Regions from separate parts of the Mus musculus genome. Here all the other regions are linked to region 3. Evidence: chromatin loops called from intact Hi-C (ENCODE). Cell type or tissue: left cerebral cortex. All regions are shown on one strand.

Region 1 (5,000 bases), 120 kb before region 3:
GACTGGGTAGGAAGTAAACTGGAGGGACATTGGAGAAAGCACATTGGAGGCTACTGAGTGCACGATCTCGATGAGATGACCTGACCATAGCTTAAACTATAGAGGGACGGTGGGGATGGAAAATGGAGGCTCAATTTGTAATCTACTCCAGACACAGACTAGCAGAACTCAGCGTTAAGTGGGTCACTGTAGAAGGGCAGAAAACGAAAGCAGAAGACCAAGCTTGCCTCCTCATTTTTAAGTTACACAACAGAGTCGAAGGTACCATTTGATGATACGAATGATACAGACATTGGTGAAGAAGTCCAGAGTCTCACCCTGAACAGAGCACTCTGAAATGTTTCCCGTGGGTCTGAGATTCTGCAGCATCAAGAGCGGGTCTAGACAAGAAACCTGGGGCTCAGCAGAATGGCCATCTTCAGCCTCTAAACAAGAAAATCATCTAGAGAGAGAATTTTAAAGAAGAAGATGGCACAAAAAAAAGAACCTGGAGCTGGGTATGGTGATGAGCACACCTTTAATCCCAGCACTTGAGAGGCAGAGGCAGGAGGATCTTTCTGAGTTTGAGGCCAGCCTAGTCTGCTGCCTACACCAAGGTGGAGGTACCGGGTGATATGAGAAACAGTTTGAGTGGGATGGTCAAAGCAATTGTCAAAGGTGAAAGCCTTCTATTGTAACCCCTTGTAGTTCTTAGCTAAGACTATAAAGACTATCAGAAGCAAAAAGCAGGATTATTAACACCACACTTAGTGAGCATCACACAGAAGCCTCCTGAAACACCTCCAGGCAGAGCCTCAGAGCTCTGGCTTATACAACAACTTCCAGCAAGATCAAGAAATTAGAGTGGGGTGGTGGCATATACTTGTAATGCCAGCCTGCAGACATAGGAGGATAGCGTGTGTTACCCAAGGGACAAAGGCAGAAGGGTTTTGAGTTAGAGACCAGCTACATAGACAGATCTTTTCTAAACAAACAAACAAACAAACAAACAAACAAGCACTAGGGGTCAAGAGATGGTTCAGCAATTAAAAGCACTGGCTGCTCTTCCAGATGACCCATGTTTGAATTCTAGTATCTACAAAGTGGCTCATAACTGTCTTAACTCCAGTCTTAGGGTACCCGATGCCCTCTTTTGGCTTTCATGGGCACTAGTTACACACACAGTGCACAGATATACATGCAGGTAAAACACACACAAAATAGAATGAGGGCTGGGAATATGTCTCGGTGGTAGAACACCATTGAGTAGAATGCTACTGTTCAGGACACCTGGTTCAATCTCCAGCACCTGCCAAAAAGAAACAGCAGAGACATGGAATCACAGAGGAGAACAATTCTAGGCTCCAAGGGTCTGAAATGGTGGGAAGAAAATGAATGAATAAAATGTATTTTCACACCCTTCTGTTTCCAATGTAGAGCTGTCACCTGGCCGGGAGAATTTGTATCCCTTTGTGTCCTGTCTCAGGAGAAAGGGGGAGCAGATGGAGCCTTTCTTCTGCTTGCTGTTTCTCCATTGCCTTCAGCTCAACAGCAAACTTTAAATTGAAGGTGATACGTTTTGGTTTCTTCACAGCCAATTTGGGGCCGAAATGTAAACAGTAACAGAACTGTAGGGCCCCTGCCACAGCTCAGCAGATAAAGGCACTTGTTACCACGCCTGACAACCTGGGTTCCATCCCTGGGACTCACATCTCAGAAAGAGAGAATGACCCCTGCCAGATTTCCTCTGATGGAAGTATAGAGGGCATGCTCGCGCATACAGAGGTTGGGAGGGGGATAAAATGTAATATAAATATGCTTTAAAGAACTGAGAAAGTAGAGATGCCGCATTCCAGCATGCCATCCAAATGGTTTCATGCTTACAGGACCATTATCTGTGAAGGAGTACTGGAAGCATGCATGTGATCAAAACATACTTTCTCTCTCTGCTTTTCAGCTACAGATGACAGAATCTGCACACATAGCAACGGGGATGATCAGAAGCAGCAAACGCAGTCATGTGGGGGTAGGTCATCCAAAAGGGAACGACATCACAGGGAAAAGCTCATCTTTTCCCAGTCTTTGTTATGGTAAAATACATATAATACATATAACACTAGCAGCTCCATCTTCTCTGCTTTTTATTATTTATTATTTATGTATTTGGGCTTTAGACATGGGGGAGGTGGAAGGGGGTTGCACATTCCATAGACGCACAGGAAGGACAGAGGAACAACTCATGAACAGATGGAACTCATGACATCAGACTTGATGGCAGGTTCTTTACCTGATGAGCCATCTCACCAGTCCCTGGCAGAGAGAGGGAGGGAGCGAAGGAGGAAGGGAAGGAGGAAGGGAAGTAGGAGGGGGAAGAGAAGTAGGAGGGGGAAGAGAAGGGGGAAGAGAAGGGGGAAGAAAAGGGGGAAGAGAAGGGGGAGGGGAGGGGGCAGAGAAGGGGGAGGGGAGGGGGAGGGGAAGAGGAGGGAAGAGGGGGGAGGGGGAAGAGATTCTCACTATGTAGTCCTGGCTGGCTAGGAACTCTCTATTTAGACCAGGCTGGCCTCAAACTCACAGAGATCTGCCTTTCTCTACCTTCCAAGTGCTGGTGTTAAAGGCTGTGCCACTACACCCCAGGCTTTGGCTAAATTCCTTGTTTGTTTGTTTGTTTGTTTGTTTTTAATTTTATGTGTATGGTTTTTTTTTTTTGGTTTTTGTTTTGTTTTTTTTTTGCTGCAGTATGTCTGTGCACCACGCATATGCCTGATGTCCACAGAGGCCAGAAAAGGGCATCGGATCCCTTAGAACTGGTATTACAATTGGTAGTGAGCCTTAATGGTGTTTTTAGATTAGTTCGAATAAGAGCAAAGCTTCAAAGTGACACCTCCCAGGCACCAGATGGCGCTGTTCAGCTGCTGGGACGTTCTCTGTCACCTGAGAAGCCTCCTTATGACCTAGCAGATTAAAAACAACAAAACACTTTTGTCCTTGTAAATTGGCCTTAGGGCAATTGGAATCGAGGTGACTGCCTGGCTTGGCTTTCAGTGGCCCTGCAAATCCTGCTTTGGGACCAACAAAGGGTGTGTGTGTTTGCAGAGGACACAGTAATAACAAAGGACAGAGCCAGGGTGACCATTTTCTCAGAATGGAGACTTAGGCCTGCCAACCAAACTAGGAGAAACCGACTGCACAATGAATAACATTGGGAATCAGGGCAGAGCCTAGCCCATTTATTAACATGAATCCCTGACTGGGGTGCAGTTCCTGTTGTAGTGTGAAGGCAGGTCCCTAAGCTCCTAGCCATTCACAAGTAGGGGCCCTCCTCACTGTTCCCAGGCCAGCTTCCAAAGGCCAGGCACATTTGCATGTGTGACGTCACTGCCGGCTTTCGTTTAAGGGCCTCTGTCCTAGTTGTACTGAAATAATCTTTCAATCGCATCCTTCCTTCCCTTCTTACATCCCGGCCCAGCTCTGACCTCCTGGAGGAAGTCCATCTGAGCTGCACAATAGCCCAAGGAGCCCCACCCTCCCATTGGCTAGTAGCCACTGTATCTGTTTAAATGTGTTTATACTCTGGTTTGCTCTGTCCGGAGGTGCCTTTCCACTGTCAGACGTTTGTATGTTTCCTCTGGCTTGCCAGGACCTCCCCTATACCTCCCCAAGCCTTAACTCAAACTCAGGCTTCTTTCGGAAAAGCATTTTTTTACTCCTGTTCTGCCCCCAAATCCCCATCTTATTTCTTGCTCAGCTTTGCCAAACAAATCTCCCTTGAACATTTTGCTTTTCTTCCGTCGGCTCTCCAGTTATCTCGGGCAGTGTACTGCTTTCTCCTGAACCTCGAACCTCACAGCATCATTTGATACCGCGGATGGCATTTCCTTTCTTGAAATGGATGCGTGATTTCTACTTTTACCTCTCCTCGCCCCCACCCCTGCCCCCACACCTGACATTAGACTGACCTCATTTTCCCCCAACCCTTTTGGTCCTTTCTTCTCTGTCTTCAGTCACCTTGAATGACTCTTGTATTTTTCTTGCTTCTGCCTTTGAGAGACTTCAAGGAGCAGTGTCATTTGGGAAGGTTAAATCATCCATTAGGGTTCACCTCTACCTTAATGAATTTCTTGTGCAATTTGATCCTCTCTCAAGATTACCGGGCATACTTATCTAACTGCCCTGCAGAATTTCCCACTGGATAAAATACTTTAACCTCAAGTTCAACATTTCATAGATAGGTAGATAGATAGATGGATAGATAGGTAGGTAGATAAATAGATAGGTAGATAAAGATGGATAGATATGATTACTTTATATATATATGATATATCTAATATATCTGATATATATGATTATATATTACTTTATGTGTATATATTGTCTGCATATATGAATGAGCCCCAGATATGGTCTGCATATATGAATGAGCCTGATGCCTTCAGAGAGAGGCCCTCCAAAGTCTGGGAATGAAACCCAAGTTCTCTGCAAGAACAGGTCTTACCCACTGAGCCACTGCGTAAGCTCCCTAGTTTAACCTTTTTTTCCCTTATGAAATCTCTTCAGCTTCCCCCAGCACCTGAACTCTCTCAGTGTCTCTTTCTCTCTTCAGTGACTCCATTGCTCTCATCATCATCCACGCGTGAACATTTCGAAGCATTTCTATTGTTTTCAAACCCAAACTCCATTTTCAGTTCTTCCACCTGCTAGCTATGTGGTCCAAGGTGAGTGATGTAGGCAGATAGATAGAGAGAGAGAGAGAGAGAGAGAGAGAGAACACAGCACATATTACACTCTGAGTATGAGTTCTTAAAGACGTATTTATTATATGTATGTACACTGTGGCTGTCTTCAGATGCACCAGAAGAGGACATCAGATCTCATTACCATAGTTGTGAACCACCATGTGGTTACTGGGATTTGAACTCAGTACCTTCGGAAGAGCAGTCAGTGCTCTTATCTGCTGAGCCATCTCTCCAGCCCCGAGGGCTATCTTTCCATCCTACCTACTAGTAAAAAGATCTGAGTTCAAG
Region 2 (5,000 bases), 270 kb before region 3:
GACGAGGGTCTTGTGTGAATAACGACACGGAAACCGTTCTGGAATGCATCAAGACCCCAAATGTATTAGCCAGGCCCGAGGTTTAAATGCACAAGATGCTGGCCACAATCTCATCCCAATCCCCCTGCCTCAGACTCTTGACTGCTGTAGTTACAAATATGTCCTACCATGTCTGGCCCCTGTTCCCTCTTCTGTGGGAGACTTGAGATAGGTTATAGAAATATTGGTCTACAAAATCTTAGAAGGATTTTTCTACACGATTCTGACTTTATAGAGTGTACACAAAGGACTTCCCAGTCTCATTTCCACGTTGCTGCAATGGAAACAAGAAATCCTATATCCAGGGTGCTGTATGAGTGTAGGCAGATCAACAGCGACCCATTAACCCAATTTTCTGATGGGGCAACAGCATTTCCTGAAGCTAATCCTCACCTGCAACTGTCAGGCCAGTCACTCACAATCACTGGGAACACAGGGACCAATTATGACTCAGTGTTTGCAGAACAGAATGAAGCAGTATGCTAGCAAAGCAGTATCTTTTTCAAAGGCTGACAGAGACCCAGGGAGGTGGAGAAAACCCTGTGTTCCTCAGTGAGCAGCTAAGTAAGGTTTTCTGAAAATCTATGGATACAGGTTTGGAATACCTGGGAGGGGATTGTTCCAACCACTCAACCCCTTACCCAGCCAGCCTCTGACATGCAAAGAAAGCTATCAAGCAACCGCTGTAGGCCCCCAGACTCCTCACTTGGGGTGATAAAAAGCAAGAGAGAAAGAAGAATGAGAGATAAAGAGAGACATAGGCACGAAACGGGACATCCAACTGTCAGGCATTGCTTTCCTTTATCCTTCATTATCTGTTCAGGACTCTCCCTGGACAAGAGATTCTAGCCTCTACGTTGGAGAAAACTGCCATGTTCCCTTCATGTGACAGCTTACTCTCTTCCATTTAACTATCTCCAAGATTTCATCTAACCCCCTGCTTTCTTGCTTTGAGACCTGATGCTCTACGAGACCTGATGCTCTACGACGAATGTCTTCACTTGGTGATACCTCTTTCCATATGTTTCTGCACTTTCTCTAGGAATGATGCTTTTGACAGAAAAGCCCCCAAAGCATCATGATTCCCGCTGCAGCGATCCTCTGTAACCTCGGGGCCTTAGTTCTTCTCACTGCTCGTGAAGGAGGCACCTGCCTTTGCTGGAAAGACTAAAGTGGCTTTGACGTGACTAAGGCAATTCCCCCTCCCGTTCTGGCAGAATCTTGCCTGGGCAGTTCTCAGCCTCTATAGCCAAGTCCCCACAACACTCACTTCTGTCTTGGTAACATGTTTGAGATTCCCATGGCCTTGATCATGTTGTTAACCAAAATAATCAGCAAGTCATGTCTAAAATAACTCTTATGCTCTGCCAGAAATGAGCATTTCAGAGGGTTTACTTTGACCCTTATCTAACTGATGTATCTTGGGGTTTTGCCTTTAAAAACTCTGTATCTCTGAGCTTAGGTACCAAGATGACTTTTCTAAAGCTCACGCCTCCTCTTGGTCTGGCCATCTATAAAAAGGGCTTAAAACTTCTTTAGTTGGTTTAATCAGCATAGTTGACCGAAACTCTGTTATGTGGATCACAACATTGGAGGCCACAATGAGATTCCCCCATGTCCTGTGGGACTCAGCCTCACCCCTGCCCTGCCAGAGAGAGGTCACAGGGGAGATACCCCGACGAATGTTCCAGAGCCCAGTTCTTCTCACTGAGTCCTGAGAGGTCTAGAGTGACTGCCATGTTCCCAGCACCAAAACAGAATCCTACTCACACTCTTAGGATGAGTCTATGTACTGAATTCAGTTCTGGTTCTGGTTGCAGAGGATGAGGCTCATGGGAACTTTCTGGATAAATGAGGTAGGACTTAAGGGGAGTCGAGTCGTCTTCTCTTTGCCCTCCTCTACTTTTTCTTCTCCTCCTTCTTCTGACTAAGAGGGATGGATAGTCAAGGCTCTTTTCCTGGTTTAGGTAGAAAAATTCTAAAGAGAACTTCTCCAGTTCTCCATACTAAGTTGGGACGCCAGGAGTGGGGGACTTTTTATCCTGGTTTAGCCTCTCATGAGAGATTCTATTTTACTTGAATGAATAACCAGCCATTTATTCATGGGTGAGTGATTGAATGTTGTCAGACAAGTTTGACTCACAGAGTTGTTTAATTGATTTCTTGATTTTGCTATTGGTGTTTCTGTTTTGTTTCGTCTCCCCTCCCCTCCCCCGCCCCCAGAAAGGAGTTGCCTCTTCTCCCCCATTCCTCACCAACCCCCAAAGGGCGCTGACGCTGATTAAAATTCTGCTTGATTTTCCAGATGCTGCCAGTAGGTGGCAACCTCTGCCGGTTTTAGCTGTTTTAGCTGTTTTAGCCGTTTTAGTCTTTTTTGTTTGTTTGTTTGCAAAGACTGTCAGCTTTCTTCTCCGGGATAAGAAACCGCCAGTCAAACCCATCAGGTCCTGGAGCTACACACTCCTGGCCCAGGGCTCCACAGTACGGGGTCCTGGGACGACCGTCAGTCTGGGCCCGCTTCACCTAGCAAAGACTGGCTCAGCCTCATCCTGGATGCAACAGCTCCTCCTTCTTCCGGTCAGAAAAAGGACCTGCCAAAGCTAGGGAGTCTGGAAGGGGATGGTGGAGAGGGATTGCTCGCTGATCTGCACAGAGCTAAACTGCAGTGGCACTGCTGGGTACTGGAAGGTAGAGGAAGGCAGTTAGAGGCTGCTTCACCTACAGGGAGTCCAGCGCTGCTGGGCTACCTGTCCCAGGCCTCCTGCTGCCAATGTCTCCAGTCCTCTAGACTCTCAGTCTCCTAGCCAAGAAGCAAGTACACGACTCCAGGGGGCAGTGGGGACATCTCAGTCTCTGGATTCCTGGGTTTGCTGAAAAAGCCCAGACCTTTTATTCTTTCCCTCTGGAGAGACCAGCCTTTGAAACAGAGGAACAAGCCTTCTGAGAACTAACACAGATTGTAACCCAAGTCCCAGATTTAGTTACCAGGTATCCCTAAACCATTCCACCTTTTCACCCATGAGACTCAGAGCATTGCAAAATGTATTTTATCTCAGACCTAGCCAAAGCCTGTAATATATCTATCCAAGCATCTGGACACAGTGGCTGCCAGTTAATCGTCCTGTTCGGGTGCCTTAACCACAACTACTATACAAGTAAGGAAAGCTAATAAGCTCCCTGCTAATAAGCTCCCTGCGTCCAGAACCTGACTTGCAAAGCTCCCCACGCTATGGAAGCCCTCCTAAGAGTGACAAATGGCCAGTGTTTTAGTCATGGTTCTACTGCTATGACGAGACACCATGACCATAGCAACTCTTATAAAAGGAAGCACTTAATTGGCCTTGCTTATAGAAAGATTAGACTAACCTTTAAGAGGATTGATTAGTCTATTATCATCATGGGAGGAACATGGCAGCAAAGACAGGCATGGCACTGGAACAGTAGCTGGAAACTATAACCTAAAAACACAGGCAGACAGGCAGAGAGAGAGAAAGAGACCGGCTCTAATGTGGACTTTTAAAACCTCAAAGCCCACACCTTCTCCAGCAAGGCCACACCTCCCCCAACAAGGCCACATCTCCTAATCTTGCTCAAATAGTCTAAGTCTAACAAATGACTAAGCATTCAAATGTATGAACCTTTGGGGGTCATATATTCCCATTAAAATAACCACAGTTGGTAGATGTCAAAGGCTCACATCACTCAATATCAGTCTGTTGCTTGATTGGTCCTATTTCATTTTGTTGCTGTACTGAGTCTCAACCCTGTGCCATTGCTGCCTGATGGCAACCCTGAGGCCCCCTTCATGACTGTTAGGACTTACTGGACATATCTCAGGCCAGTTAGCCAGACCTCCTGGAGACTCCCATACCTAAGGCCTACTGACTATTGATTTAAAAGGGAGTGCTGCTAAAAGGGACCCTATTATTGAAGAGATTACTAATTGGTCTCTTTTAAAGTGTTTCCAGTCTCTCCTACAGGCCCAGGCTGCAGTCCATTCTAGGGTTCAAGATGCCTTTCTGGATCTCTCCTTAGTGCCTCATCATTCATTCTTCCCAAGAGGCCAAGTGTACTTTAAGAAATTCCAGGAAGGGTGACTGAAGAGACAGCTCAACAGTTAAGGGCACTGACTGCCCTTGCAGAGATCCTGAGTTCAATTCTCAGCAACCACATGGTGGTTCATGGTGTGTCTGGTGTGTCTGAAGAGAGTGACAGTGTATTCTCATACAAAAATAAATAGAAGAAGGAGGAGGAGGAGAAGGAGAAGGAAGAAGAAGAAGAAGAAGAAGAAGAAGAAGAAGAAGAAGAAGAAGAAGAAGAAGAAGGAGGAGGAGGAGGAGGAGGAGGAGGAGGAGGAGGAGGAGGAGGAGGAGGAGGAGGAGGAGGAGGAGGAGGAGGAGGAGGAGGAGGAGAAGGAGAAGGAAGAAGAAGAAGAAGAAGAAGAAGAAGAAGAAGAAGAAGAAGAAGAAGAAGAAGAAGCAGGAGGAGGAGGAGGAGGAGGAGGAGGAGGAGGAGAAGGAGAAGGAAGAAGAAGAAGAAGAAGAAGAAGAAGAAGAAGAAGAAGAAGAAGAAGAAGAAGAAGAAGAAGAAGAAGAAGAAGAAGAAGAAGAAGAAGAAGAAGAAGAAGAAGATAGTAGTAGTTCCAGAAAAATGTACTGACATCTGCCTGCCTGGAAAGGACTTCACGCTGTCATCCTGACATCAGCTGCAACCAAGGTTGATGGATATCTGCCTGGATTCACCGCTCCCTTGCCAAGCCTGTTCCAGACCAGGACCAGAAATGAACCCTCTTACCTGAACCAGATCCATTCAGGCTGAGACTCTTTCACAATAGGACTCCTGTTTGGTTATATACCCCCTTTTCCTGCCTCTTGTAATCCTTGTCTCACGGTTACTCTTAAGTCAGAGACTTATTTCGCTCCCACGGGATCTTGGCTTGCCTGTACCATGGGTCTCATGTG
Region 3 (5,000 bases):
TTGTTGGGTGAGTCTTCCATTCTATGGCTATTATTGGCCTCTTTGGAATTTAGGAAAGTGTGATGGCTGTGGGTTGTCTGGTAGGAGGAGCTTCTGCAGGTCAGTGGGTGGCAGAGAAGAATAGAAGTGGGCTAGAAGAAAAGGCTGAGGGGGGCTAAGGGGATCCTGTTTACACCTAGAAGTGGGGTCCTCAGGGATTTGAAGGTGTGAACATGATGGGAAGAGGTTATTTTGCAAGTATATTACAGTAAGGTAAATGATTTTCTAGAGAGACAGGGATGAAAGGAACAGGGGGACCCTGTGTCCTAGCCAAGATTTGGAGTCTCCAGTGAATGAGATTGAGGTGGGAGGAGGGGTATTTATAGACATGTTGTTGCTACAGTGAGGGTGGGATTAGAGAGATTGTAATGTCCCCAGAAAAGATAGTGTGATTCACCTACCCAAGTCCCAGCTAGGTGTGGATACTGAGGGTACTATGTATAAAGTATGTTTAGGTGTGTGTGGGGACAGCTGACAGGAAGGGAAGGGATGGAATGTGCTAGAATGAGGTAGCTGAGAGGGTCCACAGGAAGGAGAAGTGGTGTGTGTGCTTCAAGGTTTAGCAGCATCCAGGAGTGGCGGTAGGTGGGAGGAGTGCCCTTCAAGCTACAGCTCTGGGATGGGGCTGGAGAGACTGCAGTGGGGAACAGGAATGAGGGTGAAAGTCACCTACCAAGTCCCAGCCCAATGTGGTCACTGGGAGTTCCAGAGATCATTCTAGGTACCTGCAGCTGACAGGAAGGTGTGGGAGGGAGATAGCTGGATCTACCATGAGGTTGGTGGAGTCCACTGGGAATGAAAGGAGAAGGAGGGGACCCCGCAAGTGTTCTGATAGAGGACTGGGAATTCAACTTAAGCAAGAGTAATGGAGGGCAGGAAGGAGAGAGGAGAATATGCCCGATATTCAGCCAGGTGTGGTGTGGCCACTGGATTCCCAGGTACAGAGTGTTTCTCTGCCTTTTTATTCTGTCATTTAAAATTAGTTCTGACTTTATAAATGCCTATCAAGTGACATATGCATACACTAATTTATGCAATAATTATATATAACATTATAATCCATTCCCTTATATGTTTCTGATTATGTCCTTCAGAAGTTGAAGTACTAGGCTAAAGTTTGGACATTTTAAAATCTTTCATTTTCTTTCTTTCTTCTCCCTCTTTTGATAAGTTCTTGGTATATAGTCCACATTCTGGAATTACAAGCTTGTACAAAATACCTCTTACTGCTTTCGCCTCCCTGGAGGGACTGCTTTAAAAGACCTGTTCCTGTTGCTTTAGTTTTGAGTTGACTCTTAGTGAGTTTGCATATATTTTCACATAGCTATATGAATTTGTATTTCTCCCTTAGGAAATTATCTTTTTGTTCTTTCTTTATTAAGAGTCTAGTACAGTAATTTATATGTATAGGAAAAGATGTCCTAAGTAGAAGAAATATTTTCTTAGGATAATTTTATAAATAAATAAAATAAATCCTTAAACCTGCCACAATAGGGCAATCCTGTTTGGGGCTGAGAGATGGGTCAGTGGTTAAGCACATGCAGTGCTCTTAAAGGGAACCTGAGGTCAGTTCCCAGCACTCACATCAAGCATCTCACAACCAAGTGTGACTCAAGCTCCAGGGGGATTTCAACCCTACGAGAGCACCTGCACTCATATGCACACACACACACACACACACACACACACACACACACACACCTGTGCACACAGGCACAGACACACACACATGTACACTCACACATACGCATAATTAAAATTGCTAAAAATACTGTTTTAAGTAATTATAGAATGATCAACTTTGGACAAATAGGTAATAAATTAATATAAATATTTTATCTCCAAATTATCCCACAAATTTTCCTGTTAGCTTTTAAGACAAAGACTAAATATGTAACCCCAGCTGGTCTCAAACTCTCTAGCCTCCTAAATGATACTGTGACAAACATGCACCATCATACTCAGCTCCAAACCCTAAGTTTTTACTTTAAAAGTTGCCAGTAGCTTGTTTTTCAGTAGGTGGTTTGTGCTTATTTAAAAAAAAAAAAAAAAAAATCATGCACACACTCAGCGCCATCTAGTGGTAGCAACATAATTTTCACTTGCTAAGAACCAGTGATGTAGCTTGGTTGGTAGCGTTCTTGCCTAGTATGCACGAAACCCTGGGTTCAGTGCCCAGCACCATACGAACCCAGCATCCTGGCACTCACCTGTAGTCCCAGCATCTGAAAGGCCGAGGCAGGAGGATCAGACATTCAAAATTCTTCTCAGCCACATACATGTGTGAGGATAGCCTGGAATCTATGAGACTCTGTTAGTAATTATTACTAATTAATAATATTTATTATATTCTGAGGACCCAAGTTCAGTTCTGATTCCCACACCAGATGGATCACAATCACTTAAAACCCCCCTCTTACACACACACACACACACTCAAATATTAAAAAATAATGTTTTTATTTTAAAACCAAGTTGCCATGTCAGTATATTCCCCCCAAAGTCAAGTTTTATTTTGGTTTTTAAAAAAGATTGATTGATTGATTGATTGATTGATTGATTATATGTAAGAATACTGTAGCCATCTTCAGACACTCCAGGAGTCAGATTTGTTATGACGGATGGTTGTGAGCCACCATGTGGTTGAACTCAAGACCTTTGGAAGAGCAGTCAGTGCTCTTAACCACTGAGCCATCTCTCCAGCCCCAAAGTCAAGTTTTTTTTTAAACTTTTTTATTGATTCTTTGTGAATTTCCCATCATGTACCCTAATCCTACTCATCTCCCCATCCCTGTGTATCCTCCTCTGCCCTTGCAACCTCTCCCCACAAGAAAATAAAAACGAGTAAAATAGAAATAAACAAAACAAAACAAACCCCATCTCATTGTGGAAGCTGTAGTGTGTCAGCGTGTCCCTCAATACACCCTGTTGTTCATACATCTTTGTTTGCAAACGTTCATTGTGATGAGTCACTGGCGTGGTTCCAGGCCTCTGGCTTCTGCCACACTATCAATACTGGATCCTCACTGGGACTCCTCACTGATAGCCTGTTGTTGTCCTGTGTCATGGAGATCCTGTAGCTTGGGATCTGCAGGACCAGCCCCTTCAAGTGCTCCAGCAGTTCATGGATGGGGTAGATGTTGGGGTGAACCAACTCAAAGCCCTGGGTCTGGGCCTGGGTGGCAGCTGAGTTGGTCAGCTCATGAGCTCTCCTGCACCCACACCCCTAGGGCCAGTTCTCCAGCACTGTCCAGATGAGGGGCGGGGCCAGTCTTGCAGCGCCCTCGGACATCTATATGGCCCCAGGCTGCAACCCAGACCAGGGATGTCTGCATGGCCTTTGGTGGGTCATGTTCATCAACACAGACCCCTGTTGCTGCAGTGCCACGGACCCACAGGCTGGGACTTCACCATGGTGTCACATGAGAGAGCAGGCTACTCACATCAGGCTGTTCCTCACTTCCATCCAGTCTCCATCCCGCCTCTCCTCACTGTGCCCACATCCTTCTGCTTCTCCTCCTCTCCCATCTCTCCACCACTCACCTGCTCTTCTTAGTGGCACTCACGTCTCCGGGTATCTTCTGCTCTACCCACGCTTGGTGGTGGCAGGCAAGGGTCATCTCCAGAATGTCAGGGTTTTAATAGCTCTGTCATATAAAATAGAATTTGTGTGTATATGTGAGATACTGGGATTGGATTTAGGGCTTTCTGCATGCTAGGCAAACACTCTACCACAGGGCTGTATCCCGGCTCATATAGGCTGTATCTATTGTCATGTTTTTTGATACAAGGTCTTGCTATGTAGTTGTGGCTAGCCTGAAATTTGCTAGACTTATTTGCTAGATAGACTAGACTAGGCTGGAATTTATGGTGTCTCTTTCTCGCAAGTACAGACACTACACACAGAGAGAGCCAAGGATAAAGCTATCTGTTGTTGCTTTTGTTCTTGTTTTTGTGAGACAGAATTTCTCTGTGTAGCCCTAGCTGTCTTGGAACTTCCTATAAGAACCAGACTGGCCTTCACTCACAGAGACCCACCTACTACAGCTTCCCAAGTGCCGGAATTAAAGACTTGCACCAATACATGGGCAAAACTTTTTTTTAATCTGAATTGTATTGTCTGTAACTAGTAGAATTCTTCAACTTGCCTTCCATACCACTTTGAAACGTACTGCTCTCATAGCATATGTGTGTGTCCAAGTTTGCATGTGTGTATGTGTGTGTGTGTGTGTGTGTGTGTGTGTGCTCTTGTGTTTCTGTATATGACTGTGTACATTTATGTCTCTGTTTATATCTCTGTATACAAACATATGTATGTGCAAGTTTATATGTGTATGCCTATGTGTGTATGTGTCTCTGTGTTTGTGTCTATATTTCTGTTTTTGTGTCTTTGTTTCTGTATGCATATGTGTGCATGTTTATATGTATGTTATTTTTTATTTATTTATTTATTTATTTATTTATTTATTATATTTACACTGTAGCTGTCCTCAGACACTCCAGTCAGATCTCGTTATGGATGGTTGTGAGCCACCATGTGGTTGCTGGGATTTGAACTCCTGACCTTCGGAAGAGCAGTCGGGTGCTCTTACCCACTGAGCCATCTCACCAGCCCTATATGTATGTTATATGTATCCATACATATGAGTCTATGTGTCTGTACATGCTTTTGTATATATCTGTGGATGTGGATGTATGTCTTTGTGATTGTGCATGTGTGTGTGTTAAGTCTGTGTGTATCCTTTTTTTTTTTTTTACAATTTTTTTATTGCAAGACCAAGGGGGATCTCTTCCCAATGATGGCCGACTAGGCCATCTTCTTATACATATGCAGCTAGAGACATGAGCTCTGGGGGTACTGGTTAGTTCATATTGTTGTTCCACCTATAGGGTTGCAGACCCCTTCAGCTCCTTGGATACTTTCTCTAGCTCTTCCCTGTGTTCCACCCAATAGATGACTG
Region 4 (5,000 bases), 180 kb before region 3:
CCAGCACCCACGTGATGAAAGAAGGAAAGCAGCTCCCAAAAGTTGATCTTTGTCACCCATGTGTTATAGTACACAAACACAAAAATAAATAAATAAGACAATATAGTTAAAATGTCCTGCTTTAAGTAATGTTTTTCAAAAGCATGCTATAAAATTGAGATGAGTCTGGCAGATTCTCTTAAACCAAAAACAAGAAAGGAGGTGAAGTCGTGTATTTAGTTGAGTGGAAGTGTAAAGTACTCAAGCTTTTCAATTTTCTGCTAATTTTGTGTCTAAATGTAAACACTTGGAGATCTAATCCAGGTGTAAATAGCGAGAGCTGAGAGGACGTTCATAGACAAGACACAGGCTAGAGTACGGCTCAGTGGCCAAATGCTTGCCTAGCTTGCAGGAGGAGTGTGGTTCCACACCACACAGAGTGAAGACGTTTGTGTACATCGTTAGGGAGAATGGTTAGTACAGCACACACACACACTCACACACAGTAAAAGGATTTTAAATATCTGAAGTTAGCTTTTATTTTACAAAGTCACATGTGTGTAAACTTACAGCCACCTCTTGTAAGCGAAGCTGAGGCGCTGAAAGCACCGGGATGATAGCCTACATGTGTTAGAGGCTCAGATGCAGACTGCAGGCCTGGCAGTCCCTTCAGAGACTAGCATGGCCGTATGTTTTACTCCAAGCATGAATTCTGTCTTCTTTGTGCATCTCACATTTAGCTTTTCTATGTTTGGTGCTGGGATTTGAACCCATCTTCACATGTTCTGAGTGTGCATCCTGCCAGTCTGCTTTTTCCTAATGCTTTCTTAATGCTTGTGCAGACCTGCTCTCTTCTTCCTATAAGAGAGCGCCGAGATCTTTGTGACGTATTAAATGGCAGTGAATTGCTAACAGCAGTGAGAATCTGCACTACGGATTCTCAGTAAACACCACACTAACGAGCGACTTGCTGGACAGCAACCTTTCCTTGGCTTTCAAGTTAGGCTCTTATTGGAGTCACGTGTTTGACCTTATTTACTAAGGTCTGGGCTGTCCTCCACTTCAGCTTTGTGAGTCTGACCTTATAACAAGACTCATTCTTTTCTTTTTTTTAAGATTTACTTATTTATTTTTATGTAGCTGTACAGATGGTTGTGACCCTTCTTGTGGTTGTTGGGAATTGAATTCAGGACCTTTGCTCACTCCTGTCTAAAGATTTATTTATTATTATAAATAAATACACTGTAGCTGTCTTCAGATGCTCAAGAGGAAGGCGTCAGATCTCATTACGGGTGGTTGTGAGTCACCATGTGGTTGCTGGGATTTGAACTCAGGACTTTCAGAAGAGCAGTGAGTGTGCTCTTACCCGCTGAGCTATCTCACCAGCCCAACAAGACTCATTCTTGTTTGATCAGAATACAGTGAAACCGTCTTTCTATGAAAACAAATTAATAGACAAAGATAACTCATTTTTTTTATTACTGTTCTTTTGGGTTTTTAATAATCTCACTATTAGGGACGTGTAATTACACAACCTCACATAGTAACAGTGAAAAATGTTTTTCAGATAACCATTTTTTAAAAATTCTTTCTCACTTTAGAATAAACATTTTACTAAAATCCAGGAATTGTGAATTAAGGTCATGTTTCTTTGCATTCTTAAAAATCTAGGCCTACAGATTAGAACCGTTGATTTTGAAACACTACAGCAACATTTCTCCAGTCCAGATCCACTGGTACAACACTTCAAACCCTCTACCTTATGAGCATATGAAGCCAAATTTTCTCAACCCAGCAAAAGAACCTACCTCAGTTTCAGACAGTGAGAACATAGCAGCTATCCCAAGCCCTGTGACCTCCCCCGTCTTATCTCGGCGCCACTATGGAGAATCTATAACTAACATTGGCAAAGCAAGCATATTGGGTAATTCTCTCATTTCTTACCTATGAATGTAAGTACTTTATGTGTAAGTATTAAGTTGGTTGGAAATGCACTGTTAGAAATCTTCCACCTGTCCATCTCCTGAATTAGCGTCTTTGCTGACTGAAGCAGATGCTCTGACATCCTCTGACTAGATTGAAGAAAGGACGGGGCTTTCTGCTGCTCCTTATAATCTTGGCTCTGTGACTTGCTGAGGGAGCCTTTAAAATGCTGTTGTTTTTATTGCTCTTGTGCATTCTGGGGGCATCAAGGTCTCTGATGTCCTCTCAAAGTGAAATTGTTTAGTCCTTTCGCTTCCTAAGGCAAGAGGGATATTTCATCTCTCCTTGAGTAACTTCCTGTGCCAGCATAGAAATTGGGTATTTCAATTGCATAGCACTTGAATGTGTCCTTTGTTTCTGAGTGAGTGTCCTTTATCTAAGTGCCACAAGATGGCACTCTAAGTAGGCCTTAGCTACCAAACTTACTTGCTATTTGACATCATGCGTAAAGGTTACTAATGGCATTGTATAGCATACATTTAGTAAGACATATTCCTATTAATAGGTAGATGCCCCATGTCAACCGCATGGGTCTCTTGTTAGAAGTTTTAATCTTGCCATAAACCTCTGTAACAATGAATATTTGAATAAAATAACACCTGGGTTGCTTTGGCTATATGTTCCTGTATCTGTATTCCTAGAATTTATATTTTCCTTCTTTTAAACATCATTCTTATTTAGAAACCTACAGTAGAAATTGGAATATTTTTAGGTCCCCACCCTGAGAAAGTCCCTCAGTCAGTCGGCTGTGATTGCGGGTGCTGCTCCCCAGGGTGCTGTGAGCGGAGTCAGTGGAGTGATTGCCTTATTCTGTGACATGCAGGGGCTGCTAGCATTGGAAAGGGCCTTGGAGGAATGTTGTTCTCAAGATTTGGACGTTCTTCAGCATCACAGCCGTCTGAGCCATCTAAAGACTCACTGGAAGATGATAAGAAGCCTTCAGCTTCACCCTCTACCACCACCGTGGCAACGCAGACCCTGCCGCACAGTGGCTCCGGCTTCCTCGACTCCGCATGTCAGTCCTACAGTTCTATCCTTGAGCTTTTGTGCCTTTGTCTCTGTAGCTTTTGATGGGTGGGCGGGGAGGGCTGGGCGAGCAGGGCCAGTAGTGGTCCCACTCAAGTCTGAAGTCGTTGAAAGGAAAGGTAATGTGAGTTTTAAGAATATTTTCTAGGCAAGTGTAGTTTTAGTATCTGCGTTGACAAGTTGCTAGATTATAACCAGGACTCTCTGGCACGAGAGTCTAAATTATCAAGTACAAGACAAGTCTCTGGGGTAGGCAACCCTAGCTTGTACAAAGTACATTTTTATTAATACGCTCACCAAGGTTTAAGTTTCCAGTCACTCTAGATGTGTCCTCTGTCTGACACACTGCTCTGTCCTGCAGCTAACCACACACTCCTATGCAGCTTTCTGAGCCCTCCAAGGCTGAGGCATTCTCTTGGGCCCCACTGTGTGTCTTCTGTCCCTGCCCTGTTACCAGTAGACAGTAGGGAGACCTGTGAGTAGGTGCATGAAGCATTAAGGTAGATCTCTTGTTTCCCAGTAGACTTAAGACTTTTTAATCTGGCATAACTGTAAAGCACTGGTCTGTCGGTGAACTTAAAGTGCCAGGTAATAGCACAGACACTTTGTGTCTTCCCGTCGATGATAAGGAGAGACAGACTCTGAAGCAGCCGCTTCCTTTCTGTAGCTAGCAAGCGGGAATGGACTTCTCCAGTCCTTTTAACAGACTCCACCGCAGCTACCAGGAGCACCGTGTTCTTACTGTGTCTGCCACCCTGAATTCTGAAACAGCCATCAACCAGAACCGGTCTGGGTGGCATCCAAGAGGCTGCCCCACTCCTCCACACACATAGTCCACTCCAGGGTAACTAGGCAGCAGGGCTAGGCGTTCTTATGTGGGCCAACAGCATCTGTCAGTCCTTTCCAGTGCTAAAAAATGTGTTTGCAAGTCATTAGGGCCATGTGTAAACAATTCTTTTTAGATGTTGATATTTGTATAAAGCTCATTTTTCTTCTGAGTTCTTACACTGTTTTTTTTTTATTTTTTAGTTAGAAACATGATTATAAATGTATAAACTTTAGTGGCATGCAGAAATCAAAATAGTTAACTTCTGAAAACAGTTATTTTGGAGGAATTTTGTAAGGTGGCACTAAGAATTTACAGTTCTTCATGGTCTTGTCAGTGCATGGCAGTGATGCTGGTGAATGGGAGGGTGCACACTGGGGACAGACACTCCCGGGAACAGTTGAGACCCCAGCAGGAGTGAACACATACAGTGTCTGAGCAAAGAAAACCCCGGTCCGTTCTGTATGCTGCTACAAATGTAAAGATCCCTCCCTCTCTCCCTCCCTCCCTCCGCAGTGGGAGCTCAGCTGAACAGAACTCACCACACATGTCCCCTCAGACCCAGACCCAGTGTGTGCTGTGCATGCAGCCTGCGGTCCTGCTGGGCTACACCCCAGCCGTGCTGTGTCATACTTGCATGTAAATGCTCTGCCAGTCTTCTTGTTAGATTTCACCTGTAGTCTCGACAACATCTGAGATATCTATGAGTCTGTTTCATATAGTCAGCTCTAAAGAGATAGACTAATGTTAGAGTCAGGCCCTGACAGTGCGCGTCTGTCTTCAGTCACTCTGGGTCTGGGTTCCTGATTCTTAGACTTGCCTCAGTAGAGTTCCTTCTGTGTAATCCTGACTTTTATGCCATAATTGCTGACTTGCAATCCTGAAACTCTCTCTTCCTTAAATCTCTGTGGACCCTGGCTGTTGTGATGAGGTTCTTGGGCCTCCTTCCTCCTCCCCTCCTCACACTGAGTGCCTCAGCTTTCTGGATAGCCTTCATCTGACGCCACTGTCTTTGAGTCTCATTGTCTGAGGGTAAAGAGGATACAGACTGAATCCATGATCAATCCTGTTTTCTCTGTGAAGAGTAAGTCCTGTCAGGTGTCCTTTATTTTCATCGACTTGACACATCTTGCACAGCTATCCTTAATTTCTTCTGAAAAGACAAGGCTTATCTTAAAGCATTTTA

Evidence for each region. Peaks named below come from ENCODE experiments on the same cell type or tissue, not always from the same donor. Only the 100,000 strongest peaks of a DNase experiment are listed, where the experiment ranks them.
Region 1: it touches region 3 in a loop (2.1-fold over the local background); 20 of 42 quality-filtered maps call a loop at or near these places.
Region 2: a loop joins it to region 3, with 4 times the contacts of the local background. A loop is called at or near these places in 20 of 42 quality-filtered maps.
Region 4: it touches region 3 in a loop (4-fold over the local background); 14 of 42 quality-filtered maps call a loop at or near these places.

Annotation. Positions count from the first base shown.
Region 1 is chr14:45,538,280-45,543,279 of GRCm38, reverse strand. It overlaps Gm46452 (a long non-coding RNA gene), which reads right to left. Exons shown (of 3, transcript XR_001781252.2): 3 at 4,612-4,677. It overlaps Gm41144 (a long non-coding RNA gene), which reads left to right. Exons shown (of 4, transcript XR_003951187.1): 2 at 1,417-2,005; 3 at 4,580-4,691. Among named protein-coding and RNA genes, the nearest start is that of Gm41144, 2.6 kb to the left of the region's middle. In left cerebral cortex, a CTCF peak has its summit at 2,876 (motif pointing right); DNase peaks (open chromatin) are centred at 2,943 and 3,304; H3K27ac peaks cover 1,333 bases.
Region 2 is chr14:45,688,478-45,693,477 of GRCm38, reverse strand. No RefSeq gene overlaps it. Among named protein-coding and RNA genes, the nearest start is that of A530076I17Rik, 22 kb to the right of the region's middle. In left cerebral cortex, a CTCF peak has its summit at 2,356 (motif pointing right); DNase peaks (open chromatin) are centred at 507, 2,408 and 2,565; H3K4me3 peaks cover 531 bases; H3K27ac peaks cover 474 bases.
Region 3 is chr14:45,420,585-45,425,584 of GRCm38, reverse strand. Gm41143 (a long non-coding RNA gene) reads right to left here. Exons shown (of 3, transcript XR_874578.1): 3 at 3,215-3,686. Among named protein-coding and RNA genes, the nearest start is that of Gm34250, 24 kb to the left of the region's middle. In left cerebral cortex, a CTCF peak has its summit at 2,133 (motif pointing left); DNase peaks (open chromatin) are centred at 2,134 and 3,048.
Region 4 is chr14:45,599,542-45,604,541 of GRCm38, reverse strand. Ddhd1 (DDHD domain containing 1) reads left to right here. Exons shown (of 14, transcript NM_001042719.2): 11 at 1,651-1,903; 12 at 2,786-2,977. Among named protein-coding and RNA genes, the nearest start is that of Gm41145, 20 kb to the right of the region's middle. In left cerebral cortex, a CTCF peak has its summit at 2,353 (motif pointing right); DNase peaks (open chromatin) are centred at 2,344 and 3,769; H3K27ac peaks cover 1,813 bases.